Regions from separate parts of the Homo sapiens genome. Here region 1 is linked to region 2. Evidence: read pairs that join two places in POLR2A ChIA-PET (ENCODE). Cell type or tissue: OCI-LY7. All regions are shown on one strand. Links, peaks and the distances in the headings refer to the core of each region. The heading gives the core; the rest is flanking DNA. Region 1 overlaps PCDH9 (protocadherin 9). Region 2 overlaps PCDH9 (protocadherin 9).

Evidence for each region. Peaks named below come from ENCODE experiments on the same cell type or tissue, not always from the same donor. Only the 100,000 strongest peaks of a DNase experiment are listed, where the experiment ranks them.
Region 1: POLR2A ChIA-PET joins it to region 2 with 57 read pairs; 2 of 35 experiments call an interaction of 5 or more read pairs at or near these places.

Annotation. Positions count from the first base shown.
Region 1 is chr13:66,883,274-66,888,660 of GRCh38, reverse strand. All of the region lies in intron 3 of PCDH9 (protocadherin 9), which reads left to right. PCDH9-AS2 (PCDH9 antisense RNA 2) reads right to left here. Exons shown (of 6, transcript NR_046527.1): 4 at 2,585-2,661. Among named protein-coding and RNA genes, the nearest start is that of PCDH9-AS2, 61 kb to the right of the region's middle. In OCI-LY7, for the core only: no CTCF peak of the experiment used is centred there; DNase peaks (open chromatin) are centred at 1,340 and 2,220; H3K4me3 peaks cover 2,641 bases; H3K27ac peaks cover 3,956 bases.
Region 2 is chr13:66,993,193-66,998,579 of GRCh38, reverse strand. The region is part of intron 2 of PCDH9 (protocadherin 9); the gene reads left to right. PCDH9-AS4 (PCDH9 antisense RNA 4) reads right to left here. Exons shown (of 3, transcript NR_046637.1): 2 at 2,299-2,358. Among named protein-coding and RNA genes, the nearest start is that of PCDH9-AS4, 5.0 kb to the right of the region's middle. In OCI-LY7, for the core only: CTCF peaks have their summits at 3,978 and 4,178; DNase peaks (open chromatin) are centred at 2,429, 3,139, 3,859 and 4,189; H3K4me3 peaks cover 4,039 bases; H3K27ac peaks cover 5,000 bases.

The sequences.
Region 1 (5,387 bases), core at 338-5,337, 110 kb after region 2:
TTAAAAATGTCTACTCTTCTAAGGCCCATCTTTCTCTTCAAAAATCACTTTTCTGTGATTTACCTGCCCATTTTCTTTCCTCTTTTTAAAATTTTCTTTTTTTTATTTATTTTTTTTGGGGACAGGCTGATATTTATTTTTTATTTTTTTATTTATATTTTATTTTTTTCTGTCACCCAGGCTGGAGTGCAGTGACGTGATCATGGCTCACTGCAGCCTCTACTTCCTTGGTGCAGGCTCAAGCAATCCTCCCACCTCAGCCTCCCGAGTAGCTGGGACTGCAAGTTTGTTCCACCACACCCAGCTAATTTTTATTTTTTAAATTTTTTGCAGAGATGAAGCCTCACTATGTTTCCCAGGCTGGTCTTGAATTCCTGGGCTCAAGTGATCCTCCCAGCTCGGCCTCTCAAAGAGCTGCTATCATAGGCACGAGCCACTGGACCTGGCTGGTGGTCCATTTTTTTGAGTGTGCAGCAGAGCTAATCTTGGGGAACATATAGTTGATGAGAATGGCAATTTTGATTAGCCAATTTCCCATTTCACTCTCACTGAGATGCAAGTGAGTAAAATTAATTAGCATAATAGCCAGAGGTGTTTGCAAGCTGAGTTCAGTAAAACCATGTCACAGTAATTTGATATATCATAGAGTGACTTTTCAAAAACTAGAAAATATGTGGATAGAATTTCAGAAAACTACCTATATAACAATGTACCTTTATCATCCACATTATACATATGATCATCCCTTGATTTAAAAGCAATATTATGACTTTTAGGTTTGTAACAATAGACTTTTTTAGATATCCTTGTTATGTGGAAAAATGACATTAACATTTTGCAATCAGGTTTTTTTAAGTAGCTTTATCAATATGAGTATGCTTTAACTTCTAAATTAGTGCCTAGTTTATTTACAATACCAGAGATGGTGTGAAATAAAGATATGAATGGAAGATCTCAGCAATATTCTATAACATATTTCTTACATAATATTCACTTCTGAATGTATATTAGTAATTAGCGCATTAATACTAACATAGCTAGTGCTTACGTATAGCAGCAGCTAGTAGTGATAGTACTTTCCGTGATTTCATATTGTTACAAGTGCATGCTGTTTATGAGGGCACTCTATAGTTGCAAATTAGTTCATTCTTTGTTTGAAAATTTCAAAATGCCTTTACTAACATCTCCACATTATACAAATATACTTGTGTTTCCTTTCCTACTTTGTTTGTTAAAAAAAATCTCTGCTGTAGAAAATAGAACGTAGCATTTTTTTTTTCTAGGGCAGAATGCACGTCTCCGTTTTTAATGCATGAGCAGGCGTTTTGGTTCATTAAGCTCAGTGGCACTGATAGTAAACTAAAGAGGAATGAAAGGAAGAGGAACTGAAATACCATCATCCCACTAATGATACTGAAGCTGCTCAGCTTTATTGGGAGACTGCCCAGACATTCACTAATAGAAGGCATGGTCCAGGATGTGAACTTGGTGATGCGGTGCCAAAATTGCAAATCCAGAAAAAAAAAAAGGCATTGCTAGAAGATTTTCTGGAATAATTTAATGAATTGTCTAGAAATACAGGGTGTGTGTGTGTGTGTGTGTGTGTGTGTGTGTGTGTGTGTGTGTTATTATATTTGTTGGTGGGTGAATTAGAGAGAGAGAGAACACAATAGAATAGAGAAAGGTTAAAAGAAATAATGAGATCGGGGAGTATTCAGTTACCTCAAGGCTGTGTTAAAAAAACACAGCAATTCTATCACAAAAGTATATGTATCTCAGAGTGCATGAATTGTAGAATATTCAGATAGTTTGTTGTCACTTTATAATTTGGAGAATTTAGCTCCTGAATGTTAAATAATTTTGAAAAACATCTTTCTTTTAAAGAAGGGGCTAGAATGCCTGCTTCTTCAGATACCCACACACATCCATATCACACTGCTACTTAGCTGTTTACTGATACCTAGTTATAATAATTAACATTATGATTTCTTTCATAGATGAATATTATTGTTCCAAGTTCACCCCTGCAAATGAGGGAGTATACAGAAATGTACCCTTTCGAGCTGGAAGGAAGAAAACAGATTCTCTGTTCAAATTGGGCTTATGCCCAGTTTGAACAGAGAATCACTCAGCTGTGGATGGCAGCTTTCGTGGCCTCTGGCTAACACAAACTCCTCAGTGGCTTTTCAAAGCCACTTAGAATCAAGTTCCAGCAAGCTCAAAGTAGAAGCTGCAGCTGCAGACACTGAGGAACACCTATGTAGCCTAGACTCATGCTCACAGCCCCCTTTCTGATTTTAACTCTGCTTGTTTTGCGCGGGAGGTTGGAAGGTAAATAGAGAAGGGGTGTTTCTTTCACCCAATGTTCTCTTCCTTTTCTGCAACCCCTCAGGGTGAGCTAAACCTTTTGGAAATTGGCCAGTTATACTCTGAAAAACACAGATCAGAGATTGAGCTTAGTGACCTCTTTGCCCTTTAAAAAAGAGCCAAACAGAGAATTCCCTTTTATAAGTTTAATGGCCCAACAAAGGCAAATGAATTAACAGAACAAAAACAGTAAGAAGGTCAGTTGTGATCACTGTACCTGAGTTCATGTTCTCCATTGAAACGTGGTGTGAAAATCGATCCATGGTTAAAGCTTTTCCTGCTGAGGACACTTCACTAATGAGAAAAAAAATGGCATTTTATTAAAATACCAGAGGATCCTATGGGGTAGAGCATGAAACATATGGAAAACACGGAGGAAAAATCTAGCAGAGATATCCTTAAATACAAATTAGTTTTTAGATAAAGAAAACAGTTTCGTGAGAAGAAGTATAAGCTATTTCTGGGTCTAAGGTATTTGGAGCCCAGCAGAGATCTCCATTTACTATCAGTGGTATTACAATTCTTCCATTCTACTTCAAGTTTTATTCTTATAAGTTTCAAAATAAATATAGAGGAGAAATTAAGTTTTACCAAGTAGGAGACTAAAAGGCCTTTATTAAACTAAAAGCATCTTAGAATTCAGTAACATCAGCTAGTGAATTGGAACATTAGCTAGTTTGGCAATATAAATGCATAATCCCAATTGTTACTTGAACTCTTTCTCTCTTTCTCATAAAGAATTCAAAATCTTAAAAATATTCTATAATATAAATTATTGTTTTATATCATCATGGCTCAAAACTAAGTACATTTAATACAGAATAACCCAGCTAATTAAGTATATTGTTTTAATCTTCAATTTAACATACATGTACTAGCATATTGCTTATCTACTGCTACACATATATATTTTCCTAGGCATTTTAGAGATACATATTTATTGAATTCCTAACTCCTACACTCATGTTTTCTAGAGCTTGAGACAGATCCTACACATACATCTTCATTGCCACCCATTTTGAACTGTATGCTCTAACAGGGCAAAAAGTTGGAAGAAGAGTAGAAGTTGAGATAGATTCAGGCTGATATATCAAGGAGTGTCTCAAGGAAATTGTGTAATTTGAGCAGAACATCAGAGAGTACTAGGAGAGCATCAGAAGATTAGAGCTTAATCAGGAAAAAAAATATCATGGGAGTAGTACCGTCTAGGCAAATGAGATAGCAAAAGTGAGGGGCAGAGGATGGAAAAATTCAGGGTATATTGTGGTACAGGGAGTACACTATCAGGAGAGAGAAATTTTAATCAATTTTATTGCTGATATGAATTTGTAAACCAGAAATAATATTCAGGCAGTAAAGACTTACTGAGATAGGCAGTAATAGAATATAAGAATATAAATGCTTTAAAATATTTTTGAGAGACATAGAATGTAACTTGTCATTTTTTTGTAGTTCCCTAAATTTATCGTAAAGAAAATTTCTCTTTCATGCAGTAATGTTTTGGGAGATGAAAAAGAAGATAAAACTTAAATCAATTAGATTCATTTGGCATATCTTCTTTCTTTCCTTTTCTTCTTCCTCAAAGGTATCTCTTCTATTTGAATACCTTAAAATGCTGCAAACTTGGTCAGTCCACAGAATCATTTATGGTCTGACCAACTGTCAGTATGTTAGCTAATAAAAATATTATAATGTAGGAAAGCCAGTCTTGCTTTGGAATCCTTTTCTTATGCTATTTTTCCTTTTACCTTCTGCTCCTTCAAAATGAACATCACCACCACCAACTCAGTCTCTCAACATACGTCTACAGAAAATCAGCCTAACTCACAAGATTCTTTCAATACTGCAAAGACTTTGGATGGCTTGGTGAGTGCAGGACATTACACTCACACAAATTAAGAATCAGAGACAAAGTTAAAATTCCTAACAGCGATGTGCTAATTACTATATTGCAGATGCTATGGGAATACACAGAAACAATTGGATTCTGATAGAGGCCAAGTTGAAGAACCAGTAGTGGATGAATTTTAAGAACTATCTTAAATAATGACCAGAAATTCAGTAGGTGGGAAATTAAAAGCAAGAACGCTTAAAGTGGCCAGGCACGGTGGCTCATGCCTGTAATCCCAGCACTTTGGGAGACAGAGGCAGGCGGATCACTTGAGGTCATGAGTTCAAGACCAGCCTGGCCAACACAGTGAAACCATCTCTACTAAAAATACAAAAATTAACTGGGCAGGGTGTGTGCCTGTAGTGCCAGCTACTCAGGAGGCTGAGGCAGGAGAATCGCTTGAACCTGGGAGGCAGAGGTTTCAGTGAGCCAAGATCGTGCCACTGCACTCCAGCCTGGGCAACAGAGTGAGACTTGGACTCAAAAAAAAAAAAAAAAAAAAAATGAACGCTCAAGATGAAGGGAACAACAGACAACAGGTTAGAAATGAAGGAGCTAAGGTGTAAGCATGCAGTTGTGTACAGGAGAAGAGTGAGCACTTCTCAAACAATGTCCAATGAGAAGGTGTTCTGTGGAAAAGCAGCAGCGACAAACAAGCAAACACAAACACAAAATCCTAACACAGCCACTATATCATAGTGTAACAAAGGCAAATATTAAAAACCCCAGGTTTCTTTCTTGAAGGCCTTTTTTTAACTCCTTTAATAAACTAATGCATTTTATTACTCTCTCATAAAAGGAACATTCCCTCATTAAAGAAATGGTTGTGCTTAGAACCATTATTTCAAGGGGTGTTTAATGGGACTGGTAGTCCATGGAACACAATGTGAGAAAGGCTGAGTTAGAATATCTTCAGTCAGCAAATGAAATATGGCTGTTTTTGTTAGAGAAAGGGAGACAGAGGTATTCTACATTCATTGGATACCTGAAAATGGGACACATTCTTTCAAACAAACAAATGCACACACACACACACATTAGTGCTGATTATATATCTGGCAACACACCTGTGACACTGTAAGCATAATGAAAAATGAGTTAAAACCCAGCCTTAGTCTCTATGTAACTC
Region 2 (5,387 bases), core at 66-5,065:
TTTCACCAACTAAGTAAAAAGGGGAAGAGGAAGTTTGAAGAAGTAAGGGAGATGTATAGGTTTAATTTGGGAATATATTGATCTGAGTGACACAGACACACACACACTCAGGTTGGAATCACAATAGGAAGTAGGATTGTGAGAGTACAGAACTCAGAAGAGTGAGCAGAGCTATAGACAGATATTTTAAAACTACTAGCTAATTGGCATGTGTGGTAGTTGAAGACCCATTTATGGAGTTTCCCAAGGAACAACTCTATTGGTTGACACATTGCTATTAATTTTCTTCAATTCCAAGAACTCCTTAAACCAACAATCTCCAGATTATCATCTCCTTGCTATTCCTGCCCTCTTCTAATCTCCTTGATTTGTTCCTCGGGCCCTGGCACATTCTCTTCTCACTTGTGGACACTGTTGCCACTCTCTAAACTGGATTAATCATTATTTACCCTGAAGGCCCCAGTGGGTGTCCAATTTAGATAATTCTTCATATAAAATTTTCTCATATCACTTTGCACTCTCATTGTATAATATCAAAAATCACAATCTGCATCTACATATCTTTATGATTGCATTGTGAGTGCTAAGAGAATTAAACAAACAAACAAACACAAACTGACAGGTTTCATCCTCTATTCTAGTGTTTCATGTAACCTGGCCCAGAATTTTTATTTTTTCTTTCTTTTCATCCTGATATGGTTTGGTTGTTTTGTTCCCTCTAAATCTCATGTTGAAATATGACCTCCAGTCCAGGCGCGGTGGCTCATGCCTGTAATCCCAGCTCTTTGGGAGGCCAAGGCAGGCGGATCACGAGGTCAGGGGATCGAGACCAGCCTGGCCAACATGGTGAAACCCCGTCTCTACTAAAAATACAAAAATTAGCTAGGCATGGTGATGTGCGCCCGTAGTCCCAGCTACTCGGGAGGCTGAGGCAGGAGAATGGCTTGAAGCCGGGAGGCGGAGTTTGCAGTGAGCCAAGATTGTGCCACTTCACTCCAGCCTGGGCAACAGAGTGAGACTCCGTCTCAGAAACAAAACAAAACAAAACAAAACAAAACAAAACAAAACAAAACAGACCTCCAGTGTTGGTGACGAGCCTAATGGGTGGTGTCTGGGTCATGGGAGTGCATCTCTCATGAATGGCTTGGTGCTGTCCTCCTGGTAATGAGTTCTCCCTCTATGAGTTCACATAGGATTTGGTTGCTTAAAAGAGCCTGGCACCTTCTCCCTCCCTTTCTTGCTCCTGCCCTTGCCATGTGATATGCTGGCTTCCCTTCACCTTCTGTTATAATTGTAAATTTCCTGAGGCCCTCACCAGAAGTAGATGCCAGACCATGCTTCCTGTCCAGCCTGTAGAACCATGAGCCAGATAAGCCTCTTTTCTTTATGAATTACCCAGCCTCAGGTATTCGTTTATAGCAATGCAAATGAACGAACACACTTCCTAAATAAAAGATTCCATGAATGAATGGATAAGTTTCTTTTGGATATAGCCCAGTTTTCAAGTTCCAATATGATAATATTACCTTAAGTCTGTGTTATCTCTTGAAAGGGGTATTTAGGAGTCTAATAATCACCTCCCACATTTCCAGTGTCTTTCATATCTAATCAAACTTAACCACCACTTCAAAGCACAATGCTATTCCTGTCAACAACTCTTTTTCTCTGTTCTTTTCTTCCTTGATGCTAAAAACTTAGTTTTCAATTCTATACTGAATTTTCTATAAAAATCCTTTAATTTTGCATTTGGAGTAAGGTCTCCACCTAACTTGTTAGCTTTTTCTTTTACGATTCTGCAAGAAACCAGACACTTACTAGCCAAACAGTACTATTCACATTTAGACACATTCATTCAGGGATTTCATAATACTATCAGTTTACTTGTACATTTATTCAGTAAACATTTTTGTGTGCTTACTGTATGTCAGTTTGGTACTAGGCACTGAGCATACACATAAACTTAATTTATAATGTTGATGCTATTTCCTTTCTTGAAACACTCTCACACTAGCAATGCTTATTAAAATTCTTCACATATCAAATTACTTATTCTTTAACAATTAAATTTATTTAGTTTAAAAGTTGAAAGAATGTAGTAGAATCTTTTTTCAAATATCTCTTTCTCTGTGAGGCCTACCTCACCCACCCTAATTAAAACTATAATCACTCATTCCCAGCATGAAGAACTCAGAATCCCAACTATCCTGTGCTTTTTCTTTTTTTTTTAAACACTAATGTTCTAACATGTCATATAACATATTTATTACTGTGTATTGAATATTACTTGTCTGTACTCACTAGAATACAAGCTTCACAAGGGCAGAGAGTGGTGACTATTCACCAATGTACTCCAACTACCTGGAAAAATAGTAACATTCAATAAAATGTCCCGCTGGTAAGATATTCTCTTAATGAAACCTCTTCTGAGAACCCAAGCTTCAGTTTACATAGCACTTTCCTTGTGCCTCTCAGATAAGACAGAACATTTTCCTTTACTGTATCTTCCCATTAAATACAAAGCTCTGCAAGACTAGACAGTGTTGTTCACATATTTGTATCTTCTGGAGAGTTTAGCCCATCAGCCGAATTAATTGCAAATAATTATTGAAAAAAAATAAATGAAGTTAATACAATAATTCATAGTATACAGAGAAAATAATCTGTATCATTTTTCAAATATTGTGACCCAGTTGGGTCTAAGTAAATTATTGTTTTCTTCATTTAGGTTCTTTTAGTTTGAATTCAGTATATCAGAGGATTTTTAGACAGCAGTAATGCAGATGATATGTTCTCTCTGAACTGCTCGAGTATATTTGATATACATAATTTTTCAATCTTTTTATAGAATGAGATTGAGGTTTGCCTGAAAGAAGAAAAGCTCAAGAAGCAGTAGTCTTTGCTACAGGAAGACACACTATAACAGATGTTCTTTTCTTTTTTTATAGTCACAGAAAACCATCTTAACTTTGTGAAATTAAAGGGTAGAACTGACACAAACATGGAACAATTCTAACTTCCTAACCCAACCTCAAAACTTAGGGTTTGAAAATTGGTTACAGCTGTTCCTTTCTGTTTCTTAGGGTTTTGTTGTTGTTACTGTTGTTTTTTTCCCTTAGTGGTGGACACTTTTATGCACCAGCACTCAAGCAGAGTCTCTCACTGCAGGTGCATTTACCATTTGGGGACCGTGCTGCCCTTGTTTTGTTAGCCTCAGCATTTTTAAAAACCTCACTTCGCCCGTGGTGCTTGTGAATATATCACTGTCCACCTCTTTTGCCTTTTGTATTTACCGTGTCTTATGCTTCAGCCTTTCCGATGCCCTTGAGAAGCCATAACCATGCTTTACATTTGAAAGAGTGCCAGCTCATTTAATCAGGCTGAGTTTGAGAGGCATGGATGAATTTATTCTATCTAACATTTAATAAAAAATAATTTAAAAATGTGACTTATGCCATGACATGCTTAGCATTACCCTTCCGGGTTTAAATTTGAGAGCTGTCAGCACCCTCCGTGGTCTGGAAACTGACATGTTATCAATCAAGTGCGTGGGTGACAAGGCCGCTGATGTCCTCCCAAGGCTCTTGTTTAATAATTAATTTTTCATTGCAGGCATGTTCCGTAAATGGATTACAAAACTTAAGCCCGTTTAAAAGGTTTTAGAAATTCATTATTAGTTTTAAAAGATGAATGCACAAATTAACTATCCATGATAGATGAGGCATACCAAATATAGCCAGGTCCTATGTGGTTTTGGCTTATATTTATATATAGCGTAGAGTAGGGTAAAAAGTCAGTACAGTTTTATAGAGAATGTCACTGAAGCACCGAGGAAGTGATTCTTTCAAAGGAGACTCAAAAAAGGAGATCAGATGACAAAATTGTGCTTTGAACATTTTCATCTTTTCTGTTGCTCTCAGAAGTCCCCAGCCATCTAGCCTCTGGACAGGCTCAGCTCTATTTCTGGAGTCAGTACCTCAGCTTGTTTTTACCACAGAATAATATTATGATTTAGAATGAAAGAATTCTTATCAGTTATCACATCTTAATTTCCTTAATTCAACGTCAGTGCCAGTTTTTAAGCTGTTATCTTTCAGCTCCAAACCCACCAGCTTTGTGATTCCCCGGGCTAGTCTCAGCGCTCTGCATATCCGCTTTGCCATCTGGCTTCTTAATAAGTTTGGCCAGTAGGGCACGCTAGAGGGAGACCGAATGGCGGGGTGAGGGGAGCTACTGCGTCCGGCTTTGCAGGCCGTTCCTTTCAGGGTTGCCGCAGCAATGGCACTTCATCCTGGCAGCAGCCATTTGCTGGTTGCAGTGCCAGTTTCTTGGTTTCTTTTTTGCATTCCTGGAATCAGTTTCATCACTCTCTCTTGGAGTTACCAAGAGTCGCCAGTCAGTTTCCTCTCCGTGGAAGGCTGAGTCCCAATTCCATAGGGCTCTGTGCCAGACTTTTAGTCTCTGATAACTCCGAAATCCTTCCTTCTGTTTCCTAAGCTCTACAGGTATTCTAGTTTTTCTCGCAATTTTTCATTACTAGGCTACATCAGTGTCCTTTTTCTTTCTTTCTTTTTCTCACTTTTTATTTGTACCTTTAGTCCTCCAACAATTAACAATTCCCCATGTTAAATTCTCTCTGTTTAAACAACTAACGGGCTCTCTGTATTCCAACTAGATCTCGGCTGATGCAAATGCCGTAGACAATCAATCGATCAATCAATCAGCAAATCCAATTTCCCTCTAGCCACTAAAGGGACTTAATATAATTGAATGATTATAGAATTCTGATCCCATTTATCTCAAGCCATTGAAAATATTTTTCGTGTGATTATAAGATACGTAATTTTAAAAAATGATTTTCTAAATCAGGATTCTTACCAGATTATTTCACAGCTTATTCACTCATTGATTGCTTTCCTCCCACCCTTGTTAGCTTTTGTATGCCTGTCCTGCATTTTAAACCAAGGTATGAGGAGGATAAAGTAAATAGTAAATGGTATGATAGTGGCCAAAACTTTGAATCTTTTTCCCTATTCATCATCTTTGTGCAAGTTGGTAGGGAGGTCCACTAATTCAGCCTCCCCATTCCCTGTCCCTTCAAAGTAAATCAGAAGCTTCAGGTAAAAAGCAGAGAAGCTACCCAAGTTCTTTTCATTTATTTTATCATCATACTAATAATTTTGCTTTCTGAAATGATTACTCTTACAAGCAGCAAATATATTTTTTAGGAAGTTAGAATTATTGATGTCACGTTTTCATATTCAGTATCCCAAGTAAATATCAGGTAAATTCAGGAAAATAAATACAACCATTTTCTTGGTTAATTGTTTTTAAATTTAATATATGTTCATTTATTCTTTTAAATATATATTTCATAAATGGTGACTATG